4 separate regions of the Homo sapiens genome follow, and regions 2, 3 and 4 are each linked to region 1. A link is an interaction called in ENCODE POLR2A ChIA-PET data of the cell type or tissue named here. Cell type or tissue: GM12878. All regions are shown on one strand.

Evidence for each region. Peaks named below come from ENCODE experiments on the same cell type or tissue, not always from the same donor. Only the 100,000 strongest peaks of a DNase experiment are listed, where the experiment ranks them.
Region 2: POLR2A ChIA-PET joins it to region 1 with 5 read pairs; 2 of 35 experiments call an interaction of 5 or more read pairs at or near these places.
Region 3: POLR2A ChIA-PET joins it to region 1 with 5 read pairs; 4 of 35 experiments call an interaction of 5 or more read pairs at or near these places.
Region 4: POLR2A ChIA-PET joins it to region 1 with 7 read pairs; 5 of 35 experiments call an interaction of 5 or more read pairs at or near these places.

What each region holds. Positions count from the first base shown.
Region 1 is chr9:37,023,825-37,026,324 of GRCh38, reverse strand. All of the region lies in intron 1 of PAX5 (paired box 5), which reads left to right. Among named protein-coding and RNA genes, the nearest start is that of PAX5, 9.2 kb to the left of the region's middle. RefSeq lists an enhancer at 1,268-1,537. In GM12878, no CTCF peak of the experiment used is centred here; no DNase peak of the experiment used is centred here; H3K4me3 peaks cover 2,500 bases; H3K27ac peaks cover 2,500 bases.
Region 2 is chr9:37,389,565-37,392,064 of GRCh38, reverse strand. LINC01627 (long intergenic non-protein coding RNA 1627) reads left to right here. Exons shown (of 3, transcript XR_002956875.2): 2 at 979-1,142. The region is part of intron 2 of LOC124902153 (a long non-coding RNA gene); the gene reads right to left. Among named protein-coding and RNA genes, the nearest start is that of LINC01627, 4.0 kb to the left of the region's middle. RefSeq lists enhancers at 848-897, 908-1,177. In GM12878, a CTCF peak has its summit at 1,173 (motif pointing right); a DNase peak (open chromatin) is centred at 1,064; H3K27ac peaks cover 1,287 bases.
Region 3 is chr9:36,941,576-36,944,075 of GRCh38, reverse strand. All of the region lies in intron 6 of PAX5 (paired box 5), which reads left to right. Among named protein-coding and RNA genes, the nearest start is that of MIR4476, 49 kb to the right of the region's middle. In GM12878, no CTCF peak of the experiment used is centred here; no DNase peak of the experiment used is centred here.
Region 4 is chr9:37,280,000-37,282,499 of GRCh38, reverse strand. The region is part of intron 2 of ZCCHC7 (zinc finger CCHC-type containing 7); the gene reads right to left. Among named protein-coding and RNA genes, the nearest start is that of LINC01627, 110 kb to the left of the region's middle. In GM12878, no CTCF peak of the experiment used is centred here; no DNase peak of the experiment used is centred here; H3K27ac peaks cover 393 bases.

The sequences.
Region 1 (2,500 bases):
AACGCGTAGCTTGGGCAGCGAGCTGCAGCCTTTCAAGGCTCCGGCGGCGACATTTCAGCTCTTTCGGAGAACCCTGGCTTGGACCCGTAGAGGGCTCCGGGCCAGGCCAGTTGGAGGGCAGTAAGTTGTAGGGAGAGGCCAGTCAGAGTCTCAGACAGCGCCCCACACCCCTACTCCGATGGCGCCTTTTTCAGCCATGGGGCTGATCCAGACTGGCGCTTGGAGGGATAGTGGGGCCCTGACCCGTGTCTGTATGTGTGGAGGAAGAGGTTGAGAGCTAAGCGAGGACACCGGGGCTAGGGCTCCAAAGGCGTCCTGGAGTTGAGGAGGGGGCTTTGAAAAATCAAGGAAGTAGCGGTTTCTGAGTTCAGCTTCTGCTTAGGAGCCGGCCAGTTCATACAGAGACCCTTAAAGACCCCATTGGGTCCTTCTCTGCAGGACGCCTTTTCTCATGGCTTCTCCCCTTTAAAAAAAGAGGATAAGAAACGAAAAAGAAAGAAAGAAAGAGGAAGCCAATTAGTTACCACGCAGGCACCCCCGCCTCTGAAAGACGCAGCGTGTGTAGGAGACGGGAAGGGTCATTTAGGGCGAGGGCAAGGCCGGCCTGGCTGCCTGGCCCGCAGGGATCCTGCCAATTCACCCATTACCACAGCCTCCTGTGAGATGAGCGCTCCTCTCACGGTGAGTTAACGCCGGATTAGATTCGGAGATTTCAAGGAAATTCCAAGTGGAACGAATCGCGTTTCCTTTCTGTTTGCTGCAGAGCCAGGCTGGAGGAAGGTGACAGGCTTCGGCAGCCTCGGCTCGGGTGCCGCTCGGGGTCTCTGCGGGCTTCAGGTCAGGGAGTTGCTCCCGGGCTAGGAGCCGTCCCCATGCCTGGTCCTCCCACCCCGCTCCCCCCCATCCCAACAGCCTGGGATCCAGCTTTCCTAGCCGCAGGTCCCCTATTTAACAAAGGCAGCAGAGACCCGGCTGGAGTGAAGGTGAGCTTCCCGGGGCGAGCATGTCCGTGTCTGCCACGCAGTGCTGAGTGGCCTGGCAAGCAGGGGAAAGCTTGTGTAGGCAGCCAGGGCTGGCTGCGGGCAGGTCAGTTTCTCTTTGTGTCAATTTTCTGAGTCTGAAGTAATCCACCAAAGCGGTGGGGAGCTCTGTGCAGAGGAGCCCCCTGTTCTGGTCCCAGCCCAAACGATTCCTCAAGGTTTGGGGCCTGCGCCCAACCGGTTTCCAGTCTGTGGTGACCCCAGTGCCCTCCACAGCCTTTTCTGCCTCGGACTCCAGCCTGGCTCTGGGGAGGACCTGATCTTGCAATGTAAGCCCAAAACAAACCAGTTAGGGCAATGCTCTGAGAGGTGAGCAAGCCCTTGGCTCAGCCAAGGAGCAACTGTGGGGACAGATGGGGAGCACCAGCCCCTGCACTTCTCTCCTCACTGGTGGAAATCCACAGGCCCTCACTGTGTCCTTCCGCCCAGCGCTCGGTGGCCCAGAGGTTGTGCCCTAGCCCTTGGGGAGATAGCATCAGACCTGGTGGTCTCTCGGCTGAGCATCAGTGTGGAGAAGGCGGCTTCTTTCAGGTGCAGGTTAGCCAACCGCTAATGTCTGTGCCTCCTTGTCCGGCCTTCAATCGCCCCCTCCGTGGGAAGTGCTCCCTCCCATTTTCAATCTCCCTGGCAGCACAGTGGGGGCTGGGCCCCAGCCAGTCTAGCTTCCAGAGCAGGTGCAAGACCTTGGCTTCTCTGGAAGCACTCTCGGTTCTGAGGCCCAAAGCTGTTTTCTTGCACAATGTAGGCCTGCTCTGGGGCCCCAACTTGCTAGCAATGGGGAGTGGGGGGTACAGTAGATCCTGGAAGGTGGCTGAGGTAGTAGAGGCTCAGATCAAGTCCCACTTCGTCACCTTCCTCCTGGCCCAGTCAGTTTCTTCTTCCTGTTACCGCTCCCTGCCTCCGTCCCCCTACCACTGCTTCCCCCCACCACTGCTTCAGAGCCGGATAGCTTCTTTGGAGAGGAGCAGGGACTTCCAGGAAATGGGCTTCTGAGTTTGGAGGAGTCCCCACCCACTATTCCAGGCTCATCATTTTCATCAGCACGATAACCTCCTGCTCTCTTCCTGAGCGGTTCCCCTAGGTATCTTTACCAGTTATAAAACACTCATAGCCAGGGTCCTACCTGACGGTGGCCTAAACCTTCAGCTTCACCCATTTTGCAGAATATGATATTGAGGTCAGAGAGACAAAAGGACTGACTCAAGAAGTTCACATTGGCACAGCTGGAGCTGGTTCTTGGGTCTCCCTGACCATCTGACAAAGGCATTAAAATGAAGCTTCAGAGGGTTCACAGAAGGGGAGAGGGAGGGACTCAGATTCCAGAGAGAGGGCAGTGGGTATACACATATGCAAAGCTCTCTCTCTGTCTAGTCTAACCATGTATATGTCTACTGCCTGACTCTCCACATGTATCAATACCATTAGGGAGACTTCTTCCCTGCCCTTTCCCTGTGCCCCTG
Region 2 (2,500 bases), 370 kb before region 1:
GCCACAGACCATGGGAATTAAATTTGTGTAGTGCATTTAACAGACAATGAACATTGAGCGAGGTCACAAATACATGTTGGGATTACAAGACAAGACACCGAACAGAGACCAGCCATCATCCTCAGCCTTGTTATGATAGCTGCCTCATGTGCTGCCCGTGCCTGGATTCCCGAGTCTGACATCGCCCTCGTAGGTGCCGGACGGGCAGCCTCTCACGCCGTGACCCCTGCTCCTAGCACACCATTTCTAAAAGGTGGATCACCGCCGAGCAGTTAGAATGATATGGAACTGCTTTGTCTTTTTCTTATGCATTTAAAAATACTTTCAGGCCAGGCGTGGTTGCTCACGCCTATAATCCTAACAGTTTGGGAGGCCAAGGCAGAAGGATCGCTTGGGCCAAGTAGTTCAAGACTGGGCAACATGGTGAAACCCCATCTCTACAAATACAGAAAGAATAAAAAAAAATTAGCCAGGTATAGTAGTGCTTGCCTATAGCCCCAGCTACTTGGAAGGCTGAGGTGGAAGGATTGCTTGAGCCCAGGGAGGTCAAGGCTGCAGTGAGCCATGATTGCACCACTGCACTCCAGCCTGGGTGACACAGTGAGACCCTGTCTCAAAATAAATAGGCCAGGCACGAGGGCTCTCACCTGTAATCCCAGCACTTTGGGAGGCCAAGGTGGGAGAATCATTTGAGGTCAGGAATTCAAGACCAGCCTGGTTAACACAGTGCAATCCCATCTCCACTAAAAATACAAAAAATTAGCCAGGTGTGGTGGCACATGCCTGTAATCCCAGTTACTTGGGAGGCTGAGGCATGAGAATCACTTGAACCTGAGAGGCAGAGGTTGCAGTGAGCTGAGATCTCACCACTGCACTCCATCCTGGGCGACAGAGCAAGACTCTGTCTCAATCAATCAGTCAATCAATCAATAAAAATACTTTCAAGAAGGTGGTCACTGGCATCTTTTTGGCTTTTAGACCAGAGTGACATCATTTGAGAAAGACTGTTCTAGTCCAACCCTGCAGTTTTATAGATGGAGAAACTGAAGCCCAGAGACGGAAAGTGATACTGAAAGTGATTTCAACAGCTGGACTCAGAGTTGGTCTGAGACTCCTGGTCTGACACCTTTGAATTCGGTCAGGTGAGGAACTCGGGAAGGTCTGCAGGTGGCGCTGCTTCTAAAGGGCCTTCGGGACACTTGGGCTCAATTTTCTCACTTAACCTTGGGTTTCTGATTGAGAGTGGGAAACGCTGCTTTTCCTGATCTCAAAGGCGAAGGTTCCACCAAAGTTGTTCACACAAGTGTTATAAGAGAAAAATTTTAAACAAATTAAAATGTGGTACATCTTATTTAATGGTAATCTATGAAATGTACATCTATGAAAAACAGTATTGCTACCAAAAATGGCAGGTATGAAAATTAGGGATTACGGTAGATTAAGAGCAGTGATTGACACTACGATTACTGGCTTCCATGTATGCATGCCCTTGACCCTGAAATTTGTAGTCCCTCCCACTCTGACTCTGGGCCGGTCTTGCGACTTGCTTTGACCAGTAGAATGTGATGGAGGGTGAGACACTGTGTGGCCTGGTCACCCCAGTTGCCCAGGCCATGACCAGTCAGCCAAGACATGTGAACAGTGCCAGCTTAGACCAACCAGGGGACCCAGCAACTGATCACAGATGCATAAACAAGACTAGCTGAGCCAGGCCCAGATCAGTAGAACTGTTCCCCTGACCATAGACTCTTGGGCAATAATAAATCTTGTATTTTTTTAATTTTTAATTAATTAATTAATTTTTTGAGATGGAGACTGCTCTGTTGCCCAGGCTGGAGTGCAGTGGCTCAAACTCAGCTCACTGCAACCTCTGCCTCCCAGGTTCAAGCGATTCTCCTGCCTCAGCCTCCTGAGTAGCTGGGATTACAGGCATGTGCCACCATGCCCGGCTAATTTTTTTGTATTTTTAATAGAGACAGGGTTTCACCATGTTGTCCAGGCTGGACTCGAACTCCTGACCTCAAGTGATCTGCCCGCCTCGGCCTCCCAAAGTGCTGGGATTACAGGCGTGAACCACCGCACCCGGCCAAATCTTGTTATTTTAACCCGTTGAATGTTGAGTGTTAGATCGTTACATAGCAATAGCTGCTGGATATGGAGGTACTATTGAGCCTGGAGAGGGAAGCACGTGGAGACAGCAGGGCAGACGTGTCCATGAGCAGCATGACCTCCACCATGCGCCACGGAGGGGAGATGCGCAGCAGTAGCCCGTGCCCCTCATACCAGGGAAAATTCTGGAGGGAAACACACCGAATAGCTCAGGGATGGTATTAAGGGATGAATGGGGTAATTATGTTTTTCCTTTTTCTCTTCTCCAAATTTCCTGTGATATTCTTTTTTTTGTCTGTTTTTTGGTTTGAGGTTTTTTTTTTGTTTTTTGTTTTTTGTTTTTTTTTTGAGACAGGGTCTCACTCTGTCGCCCAGGTTGGAGTGCAGCAGC
Region 3 (2,500 bases), 82 kb after region 1:
AGCAGGTGGGACTACAGGTGTGCACCAAAGTACCTGGCTGATTTTTTATTTTTGTAGGGATGGAGTCTTGCTATGTTGTCCAGGCTGGTCTCAAACTCCTGGCCTCCAGTGATCCTCCTGCCTCAGCCTCCCAAGTCCCTGAGATTACAGGTGTGAGCCACTGAGCCCAGCTCTAGTCACTTATTGGGTCCATTTTATGTTTTCCCTTTTTCTGTCCTTTCTTCCCTCCATACCTCCATATATTTTTTACATCCTTGTGAGCTGCTTATATCTTTTCTGGAAAGTAGTGAGGTATGAAAAAATGAGTGATTAATACAGTTAATTAATATAACAATGGCTTATAGGTGTAGGTTCTTTGGAACCTACGCCTATTCTTCTCAAAGTCTTTCATGTGTCTTTTCTGATTTTATTACAAAAATTCTCTTGCAACATTAATTTACCCAGAATTCTTACACAGTGATCCTTAGGCCTTCTTTTCTGGTATTAAGTAGCTTGCAAATATGTAGCTGTGTGTGTGTGTGTGTGTGTGTGTGTGTGTGTGTGTGTATGTTGAACTAATCCACAAATACTCAGCAATATCTTTAGGAGAGCTGAAGTTAGCAAGTAAGATCAGCTTTATTGTACTGTGAAGATCTGATTTTCGAAAGTAACGTGGGGTGTGTAAAACTCCAGTCTCGTGTCCTAGAGGCCAAGCATAGCCATTTGAAATGAGGAATAGGAAAGAATGGGGAAACAGATTGGAGCCACCACCTATGGGATGCTAGGAGCCAGACAGGTAGGCACTGAGGAGACTTGGGGATGCCAGACTCCCCATCTTTGCCTGGGCTCCCCCTTGGCCTGCACCCACCTCAAGGCAATGTGCCTGGGGAGGCAAACCTGATGGACCCGTAAGTCAAGGTGATTCTGGCCACATCCCAGGGAATGGGAAGAAAAGAACGTGAAGCAATGGAGATGGGGGACGGTGGGACTGAGATGGAGAATAGCTGGATTTGGCAGGGCTAGGGTGGGCCTGCACTGGAGGAGGGTAAGCACAAGGACATAGCAGGCCCTGGGTAGGGAAACTGAGAGCTGGGTGCAGAGAAGGAGAGCGGGAAGACAAGGGTCAGCGGGTGTTACGCTCCATGGTTAAAGGCTGAGGCACTTGCAGCCTTGTAGGGTAGCGTCAGCAGTGCTGAAGGCCGTTGCCCGGCCACCAGGCCCTGCCCTTTCATGGCACTGCTCCTCCTGGGCTCACTCTCTTGCAGGCAAAAGCCAGGCCCCACAACCTCTAGCAACTCCTCTGCTAAAAGCTCTGCTTCCAACATCAGCACTTGTAGCTACATAACCTAGGTTAAAATTTTATTAATGGCGTGATCATGGGAAAGTCACTTCATCTCTCTGTGCCTCAGTTTCTGCATCTGCAAAAAGGAAGAAGAATGAGAACCACACCCCTCTGGTAGAGGCAGAACAAAGCCCAGTATGAAAGCTGTGTCAGCAGCTGAGCACGACTCTTACAACAGAGCAGGGACTTGCACACGTCCCACCCCTGGGTCCTCCTCAAGCCCACCTAGCACATGGAGGGGGACTCTGTGTGTAAAAGGTGCTGTGAAATTACCTGACTGCTTTCACATCTGTGGCCTTGTTTGATCACTGTGAACGCTTCTGTGATATGAAGGCAAGCAGACGCTATGATTCCCATTTTGCCTGTGAAGCAAGTGTAAGCCAGGGAAATGCATTTTCTTTGCTCTTCCTAACTCCAAGTGTTGCTTTTCCTGAGACCTGGGCTCTGATTTGAGGCCTCCTGTCTTACAACAGTGTCCCCTTGATCAAGTCTTTCCCCTTCAGCTTCCATCTGAAAATTGAGGGGATGGGAATGGGGATACCCCAAATCCCTTCAGCTCAGACGCTGCCTAGAGTTATAGGCCTGACCTAGGAGGCCTGGGTCCTTTCCCTGAGCCAAGGAGAGGGTCAGGCTCCTGGACACGCAGGTGGGCACACGAGTTCATGTTTCAGCCATCAGCTGCCTGGGCACACTGCCAGGGTATTAAATGAGATAATGAGATAACACGTGCAAAGTGACTAGCACTTGATCGAGTGCTGCTATTATTATTTTTACTACCACTATTATTCTTCAGGAAGCAGAAGTGAGTTCAAGTACAAGCTCTTTTTCTTACTAGCTATGTGATTGGAAAGGGTCTGTCTTGGGAGATGCCCTATGCACCCCTGCATCATCCAGTGAGCCTGGTGTGAGTCTCATGTCCTGGAGGCCAGGTGTAACCATTTCTCCATCTCAGTCCCACCCCCGCCCCCACCTCCACCGCTTCATATTCTTTGCTTCCCATTCCCTGTGACGTGACCAGAATCACCTTGACTTGTGGGTCCACCAAGTTTGCCTCCCCAGGGGCATTGCCTTGAGGTGGGTACAGGCCAAGGGGGGAGCCCAGGCAAAGAGGGGGAGTCTGAGGTCTCCAGATCCTCCCCAGTGCCTACCTGGCTGGCTCCTAGCATCTCACAGGTGGTG
Region 4 (2,500 bases), 260 kb before region 1:
CTGAGTAGCTGGGACTACAGGCACCCACCACCACGCCTGGCTAATTTTTGTGTATTTTTAGTAGAGACGGGGTTTCACTGTGTTAGCCAGGATGGTCTTGATCTCCTTGACCTAGTGATCCGCCTGTCTCGGCCTCCCAAAGTGCTGGGATTACAGGCGTGAGCCACCATGCCCGGCCTTGTTTAAACTTTTAAAAAATCATGGTGAAATATAGAAAACATAATATTTACCATCTTTACCATTCTTAAGTGTACAGTTCAGTGGTATTAAGTACATTCAAATTGTTTTGCAGCCATCACCAGAATTATTTTCATCTGGCAAAACTGAAACTATTAAACAAGTTAATATTTTATTTTTGATAGAAAACATGGAGGGTACATTCTTACTCTACTGACATGGCCTCAAAATCCTGAGACTGGAGCTGATTCTGAAGAAAATGAAAAGCTTATTGCTCAGCTCTCAAAAGGTTTAAGATAGAAGAGAATTAAAAATTGTAAGGAAGTCTGAACTCTGGGACCTTAGGAACCATACGTGGGAGCAGGAATAAAGTGCATGTCTTTATTAAGAAGAAGAATTTAAATGCAGAATATTAACGAGTATTTAGCTGTATTTGCATATTGTAAAAACCAAAGGAGGTCATAATTCAGCTGTTTTATGATAGAGTTCTCAAAAATCCTTAGCCTAGGAAATAAAACCTGCCAGGTAAGTAGGTTGGTTACAGGTGGGGAAGCCATTATTAATGTGTATATGCTGAAGTTAATGTTTACAGACAAGCTTAAGCATTTCCTTCCCTTAGCAACTGCTAGTCCTGAAAAGCATTCCTGTAATACAAAACGCCATACCAAACAGTGTAAGTGCATCTCTCAAAATGAGATTCAAAATGAGATTGATATAGTACAATCACATGTGATAAAATATGTATTTATAGAGACTTGAGGAATATTTTCTTAGTTTATTTTCTGAGAATCTGTTTTGTGTACCAGCTTGACACTATATACGAAGTGGAGACTCATATATGCTATATTTAAAGAAGTTGCACATAAAGAGTTTATAATTCATCTTTTCCTAAATATGGGAGAAAAACTCAAGAGGAAAACACACACAAAACTGAGAGAATTTCACCTCTATGTCACAATCTCTTCTATTTGTGTATTTTTCTCTCTTTTTAATAAAAGAATATTAGAGGGCAGGTGTGGTGGCTCATGCCTGTAATCCCAGCACTGTGGGAGGCCGAGGCAGGAGGATCACTTGAGCCCAGGAGTTTGAGACCAGCCTGGGCAATATAGGGAGACACTGTCTCTACAAATAATTTAAAAATTAGCTGGCCATAGTGATGTACGCCTGTGGTCCCAGCTACTCAGGAGGCTGAAGCAGGAGGGACCTTAGGAACTATACATGGGAGTAGATATTAGCTCTAGTAGATATTAACTCTACTTAGAGTTAGTATCATACAATTTATGAAAAATGTTAAGAAACTTGTAACCATATGACTCTATTTACCTGCCTATCCCAGTCCTTTCTGATATAGTTGCCATATGTATTACATCTACATATAAATCACACATTATTACTTTTTTTTTGCTTTCAACATCATATACATTTGAAACAAATTAAGAGGATAAAAAAAGACCTGAGTCTGGGAGGCCAAGGCTACAGTGAGACATGATTGTGCCTCTACATTCCAACCTGGGTGACAAAGCAAGACTCTGTCTCAAGAAAGAAAGACAAAGAGAAAGAAAGAGAGAGAGAGAGACAGAGAGAAAATCAGAGAATCATCTGTAACAATTAGCTAATCAAGCAGTAACAAAAAAAAGTTTAATGAATTTTTAATTTAGTAGTATATTATTTAATTTCCCAATATTTGGGGACTTTCCAGATTTTTTTTTTTTTGCTATAGATTTCTAATTCTATTGTGATCAGAGAACTTTCCAGATTTTTTGTTATTGATTTCTAATTCTATTATGATCAAAGAACAAAGTCTAAGATTTCAATCTTTTGAAGCTTATTTTATGGTCCACCATATATATGGTCTATCTTGCTGAATGTATACTGGAAAAGAATGCATATTCTATAATTATTGGATTTTGTGTTCTATAAATGCCAATTATGTCAAGGTGGGTGGTATTACATACAGTATTACTCTGATCTTCTATGTCCTTACTGGTAGTTTTAATCTACTACTTCTGTCAATTATTGAGACAGGTATTCAAACTTCCAATTATGGTTGTGGACTTCTCTATGATGAGGAGATCCTTTAATCCCGTCAAATTTTGTTTTTATCTATTTTGAAGGTCTGATTCCAGTACCTTCGTTGTTTACTTGACCCTTTTATCTTTCTGAAACATCCCTTTTTTTTTTTGAGACGGAGTCTCGCACTGTTGCCCAGGCTAGAGTGCAGTAGTGGGATCTTAGCTCACTGCAAGCTCCGCCTCCCGGGTTCGCGCCATTCTCCTGCCTCAGCCTCCTAAGTAGTGCCTGACGCCAGGACCGGCTAATTTTT